Linked DNA regions of Homo sapiens: region 1 is linked to region 2. The links are chromatin loops, found by intact Hi-C in ENCODE. Cell type or tissue: natural killer cell. All regions are shown on one strand. Each heading gives the region's core, and the rest is flanking DNA. Links, peaks and the distances in the headings are about the cores only.

Region 1 (2,925 bases), core at 231-2,730, 66 kb before region 2:
TTTGCCCAAAGAATATCCTTTAGTATTTACTTTTTGCTGTCTTTCTGGTGACACATTGCCTCGGCCTTTGCGTCTCTGAAGATGTCTTGATCATGTTCTCTTTCTTGAAGGATGTTTTCATTAGCTACAGAATTCTGGGTTGGCGATTATTTTCTTTCAGCATGGGTGAGCTGTCGTCTCATTGTCTCCTGGTTTTCTTCATTTCTGTTTGGAATCGGTTCTCAATCAATTGCTGCTTCTTTGAAAGTAATCTTTTTTCTCTAACTACTCTTGCCTTTTCATTTTTTTTTTACTATGATGTCCCCAGATGTAGATTTTTTAAAATTTATCTTGCTTCAGGGCCATCAGACTTTTTGAATATATAGGCTTTCAACTCTCAGATATTGCTTCTAAAGCATTTTCTTTCTCATTTCTTAAAAGCTTGTTAGAACTTCCCACTATTACATCTATTACTCTTTTCATCTCTTCTGTGTTTTTCATCCTTTTATTTTTCCAGGTATTTTTTAGTATTTTCTTGCAATTTATAATTCTTTTTGGCTAAATGACAGTAACTATGAAACTCATTCTTAATTACGAAACCGAGTTTCTTAATTAAGAAACTGAGTTCCTAATTTTGTTTTGCTTTTGTATTTTTCAGTTCTAAAATTTCTTTTTGGCTCTTTCTAAATTGGCTTTGTCTTTTTTAAGTTTCTGATTTTCTGCCCAAATGCTCAACTATATCTTTATCTTCCTGAATGGAGTAAATATAGGTATTTTAAAGTATTTTGCTTCTGCCAGGCAGAACTAGCTGAGTGGGTTTCAGCCTTGGCTACCCATTAGAATAATCTGGGTAGATATAAAATATCTCAATGCCCAGGCGAAAATCCAGACCAATTAAATCAGAATATCTGGAATTCTGGGAATCTGTGGGCTCAAGTAGCGATATTTTTAAGGTTCTCCAGATGATTCCAATGAACATATACCATTGAGAATAATCACCTTGATCCAAGTTCAGGACTTAATATTATCTATAATGTGATATCCCTCTGGGGCCAGTCTAAGTTTACTTTCAATTTATTCCTATTTGTTGGGTGTGGACTTTGCAGCCTCAACCCAAAATATAGGTTTTCCATGCTGTTCCCACTCTTGGCAGGCTCTGGCCTCCACTCTTGTACCCATAGCCCTGGGAGGCTGTAAAAAAAAATTCTGTCTCTCAGCTACCTCTTTACGCACTGGCAAATGCCCTGAAAGGCAAAGCTGTCTCAAATGTTAGGCTTAAGTCTCTGAATTTATGTCTTTTACGCGAACTCTTCACCACCCTGTTAGCTCTCTGATCCTTCAGGAAGGTATCTTTCAAGCAGATATTTTTCATACATTGTCCAGTTCTCACTTTCACCAGAAGGCCTGGTCCAAACTGCTTAGTTTACCATTTTATTACTGGAGGCTCAAGTACCTGGAACTTGATGTTGTGTAGTTTACTTTGGTTTGGAGGTATGTTAGCAAAGTGGATATTTGTCACGATTTCCTGGCATCATTGGAAAGCTTTCCTATGTTTATGGAATTTCCCACATTTTCAGTCCTGCTCTCCAGGTAAGAAATCAGAACTACTTGATCAGGCTTCCATACAGCCAGGCACGGCCTTGTAACTTAAACTTTGCTGATCAGGTCGCCCTGGCTTTTGGACTCAGTTATCTTTGGTAGAAACGGTAACGACGGCTTTTGCCTTTGGGGGGCAGCAGTGGCGAACCTTCATGCATCCGAACCTGTTTCTTTGGTGTGAGCTATTTTAGTTTCGGGTCCTCGGGGTGGGGGCGGACGTGTTGTGAGGAGCAGGGATACGTGTTAGTGCCTGCGCGAGGTCAGGTAGTCAAGGGTCCACAAAAAGCTGAGAGAGGCATCAGGCCGCGATGCAAGTCTGACGCCGAGTAAATAGGAGAGGCAGAGAGGCTGGGTGGAAGCGCCCTGGACCACCACGCAGTCCAACTTGGCAAAGCCGGCCGGGGAGTCCTGGAGCCTGAGACAGCAGTCCGCGAAATTGCCCGCCTCCCGAAACAGATCTGCTCCAGCATCCCTTCGCTTCCATCACGGGCTGGGAGCCGCCCACGGGAGGTGCGGCCTCGCTGCAAGGCAGAGGAAGATTTCAAAGCCCAGCGGCTGGCACATGTAGGATGCTTATGCAATCTCTAGAGTCTTGGAAAATTAAATTTTAAAATATTCTCTAAACGATAGGCTGCAGCAATAGTTGCAAGGAAGGCGATTCATAGAAAGCTATTGCCTTCCACAGCACCTGTGCCTTGGATTGCAGCCTCAAATGGGGCAGGTGACAGGAAAAACATCTGACTCAGCACTTCCTGCTTTGAACAATGCTGGGTGAGAGAAGTTGCTGTGCGTCCAGCCTATTATTAATACTTTACCCTCCATAAGATGACCAACGCCTAGGCCTACTGACCTTGTTTTTGCCTCTCCTCCTCCTCCTCATTTTTTTTTGTTTTATTATTATATATTATTACAGATTATCCATGTTTCTCTACTTATACTCTCTACTTGTTTCCAATATCCAATGAACTGTCACACAAACTGTCTTAGCATTAAAAATTCCCCCCAGTGATAATGTCATTAAATCAAAGGAGGAAAAAATGTAAGCACTTATAATATGTACAACATTTGGCTTGAAGACAAACAGTAAATGACTGTATTGAGTTAAAGTGATTTCAGGGGTTATATAAAATAGTGGGTTTCAAACTGGTACATGGATAGTTTCGATGAAATCAATTTCCAGATGCCTGAAGTCAACCACTTTTTTCTAAGCTTATCTGCCTGGCAGCGTGCCTGTGGCGGAAAGACATGATTCTCTTTTGCACCTATTTCAGTGCTGGGTCTCCCACCTTTTAGGGAAAAGGAACACATCCCGAATCTTACTATTATGCACCACCTGCAGGTGTAATA
Region 2 (2,909 bases), core at 1-2,500:
CATCTGTCTGCCAAGTAAAGCCAAGAATACCAAATATACTCAAATGGAGAAAAGTATGTTCTTATCTCTTTTATTTTAAAGGAGATATTTGAAGTATCAGTACTCAGCATCAGTTTGTGAGAAAATTACTGTGACCAGAGATTGGAATTTTTGGTGTATTGTGACCCTTAGAATCTAGAATACAGTGTAGTACAACTTAGGTGCAGCCCATGTTACATGACATGTAGCTGTTGAAGATGATTTTGATGTATGTAAAATTAAGCATATTAATCTAAGAATCTCTCTCCACATTCGTAGGATGTAATCCCTGTTCATTACTACTTAATACCTCCACCAACAAAGACTAAGAATGGCAGCAAAGATAAGGAAAAAGATTCAGAAAAAGAGAAAGATTTAAAAGAAGAGTTTACTGAAGCATTACGAGATCTTAAAATTCAGTGGATGACAAAGTAGGTTTTTAAATGTATTTTAATTCTTTAAATGTTTAGTTCTATTTTCCCAACTATAACAATATTGTGTATATATACATAGACCGTATTTAAAATTATTAACAGCAGTTGGTAGGATTATAGGTGCTTTTAAATTTTCCTCTTTTTATATAAATGTGTAATTTATTTAAATTATAAATATATAATTTTGTGATTAAATGTTTTAATTTTTATTTTAATCACTCTAATTTGTTCTTGGAAGATAATTTTATTGGAAAGTATAAAAAAGAAAAATCACTTTTGCCCACAATTCATAAATAGTCATTGTCCTCTTATTATTATTTTTTTCCTCTGTGTTTGTACATGTAGCAGTGTGAATAAAATTAGTTTCCATTTTTCAGTTACTTTTTTATTATGATTTAACAGCCGTATAAAATACTATTTTTAATGTCTGTGTTGTATATGGTTCTATGGATGCAACATAATCTATTTAAACGTTTTATTTTGCATATATATGTTTATAGCTTTTCTTCATGATGCTGCGATAAACATTTTTATACATAAAGGTGATTTTTTAAAATTTCCATCATATTGCATCTTAAAAGTAAAAATCGTCTCGCTGTGTTTTGCCAAATTGCTTTCTGAGATGAGTATAATAATTTACACTCCATCTAGCTGTGTATGTGTGCTACTACACAATGCAAAAACCAGCCATTACTGCTGTCTTAAATTACGTCTCTAGTTATTATTAAAGGAGAGCTTTTTAGATGTTATCATTCGTTATTAGTATAGCTTCTGACAGTTGAGCATATTCTTCACCTTTTTTTCTATTCAGACATTAGGTGTTTCTGGTCGATTAAAACTTTTTACATAAAAGATATTAATGCTTTTCTGTACTTGCCACAGATTTTACTCTAGTGTACTCTTTGACTTTGGGCTTGCTTTTTACTTGAAATTTATTCTATGTAGTCAAGTCAGTTGCTTTTTCCATCTGTTATGCAATATTTCTTTTACTGCTGATATTCTATGGGAATCCTCTTCAGCTGATTATGTATGCATCCTTGCAGTTATATGGTTTTAGAGGGAATAGAAGTCATCATGATGTGAAAATATTTCCCAGAGATTGAACCATTGTAATGTCAGTTCACTTGCAAATATACCTTTCCCACTTAAAACTAAATTGTATCTCCACTGGAAGTCAAAGTCTTCAGGTCTGTCTCTGCCTGATTTTAGGATGTCATAAACAGTTGACAATATAATATAAATTCTTCAAAAGTAAAATTGCAGAGATTGTCTTCTGGCATGACAGCCTGAGGAGACCCATGATGCTGGTCCCCAGTAAAACTAGTGAAAATTATTTAAAAACAAAACAAAACAACTTTTTAAAGCCTCTGGAAATGGTCCAAAGGACATTGAGCAAATGAAGAAGCATCTATTCAAAAATACCTACAAGAATTGGATAAGAAAAGCAAGAGTCTGTGATATTTGAACCAAGACCACTGCCTCCCTTTCCTCTCCCAGTTAATGAGCCAGAAATTTTACTTCAGATCTTGCCTTCAAGAGCTCCAGCTCCTGGGGGAGGGAAGGCTTTCCTCCTTGGAGGAGGAGGACGTCATCATTTCTCATCCTGACCTACTGCCAGTTGCAGCGGCTCAGTTCCAGCTGAGTGCTCTCAAGAGGTAGGGGCTCTCTTGTAAAGTACTGTTGGGAACACTGGGGCCCCAATGCCCAGGAGGCTGTGGTTCCATACCACACGAGGCAAGCTGAGAAGACCACAGGAGAGTGCTAAGCTCCTTAAGTGGGGGTGTCACTCAAAGAAAAACATGCCATTCTTCCACTCCCTGTTCCAGAGCTTGGGCTTAGTGATTTTGCCAGTGTGGCCTAAGGAGTTCATAAAACTGATAGCTCCTAATTTCTTGCTGAAGGAATTGACTTCATTTGCAACAGAAGATGGAGAAGTCCGTGTGCCTTAAGGGCTCTCTCAAAAACAGTGGAGAAAAAAGGAATGAAAAAAATGAACAGAGCAGAGCCTCAGAGAAATGTGGGACACCATTAGTGCACCAAAGTCCATGGAACAGGAGTACCAGGAGAACAGAGAGAAAGCAAAAATATATTCAGTGAAATAATGGCTGGAAACACCCCATATTTATTGAAAGACATTAACCTACATATCCAGGGAACTCAATGAACTCAAAGTAAATGCAAAGAAATCCACAAATAGACATAGCATGTTAAAAATACTGAAAGTCAAAGATAAGGAGAAGATCTTGAGAGGAGCAAGACAAAAACTCCTCATCACTTACAAGGAAATGCTAGTAAGGTTAACAACTGACTTCTGAGCAGAAACAGTAGAGGTCAGAAAGCAGTGGGATAATATATTCAGAGTGCTCAAAAATCTCAACCAATAATCCTATATCCAGCAAAACTGTCCTTTAAAAATGAAAATGAAATAATTCCCAGGTAAACAAAAACAGAGAATTT

Evidence for each region. Hi-C counts contacts between places; a loop is a spot of excess contacts. Peaks named below come from ENCODE experiments on the same cell type or tissue, not always from the same donor. Only the 100,000 strongest peaks of a DNase experiment are listed, where the experiment ranks them.
Region 1: it touches region 2 in a loop (8-fold over the local background); 23 of 110 quality-filtered maps call a loop at or near these places.

What each region holds. Positions count from the first base shown.
Region 1 is chr13:102,590,377-102,593,301 of GRCh38, forward strand. No RefSeq gene overlaps it. Among named protein-coding and RNA genes, the nearest start is that of TPP2, 5.1 kb to the right of the region's middle. RefSeq lists enhancers at 1,523-2,072, 1,613-1,832, 1,863-2,192, 2,073-2,620 and a silencer at 1,662-1,837. In natural killer cell, for the core only: CTCF peaks have their summits at 1,711 and 1,911; DNase peaks (open chromatin) are centred at 1,715 and 2,305; H3K4me3 peaks cover 768 bases; H3K27ac peaks cover 1,520 bases.
Region 2 is chr13:102,656,759-102,659,667 of GRCh38, forward strand. It overlaps TPP2 (tripeptidyl peptidase 2), which reads left to right. Exons shown (of 30, transcript NM_001330588.2): 25 at 298-449. Among named protein-coding and RNA genes, the nearest start is that of METTL21C, 37 kb to the right of the region's middle. In natural killer cell, for the core only: CTCF peaks have their summits at 1,098 and 1,303; no DNase peak of the experiment used is centred there.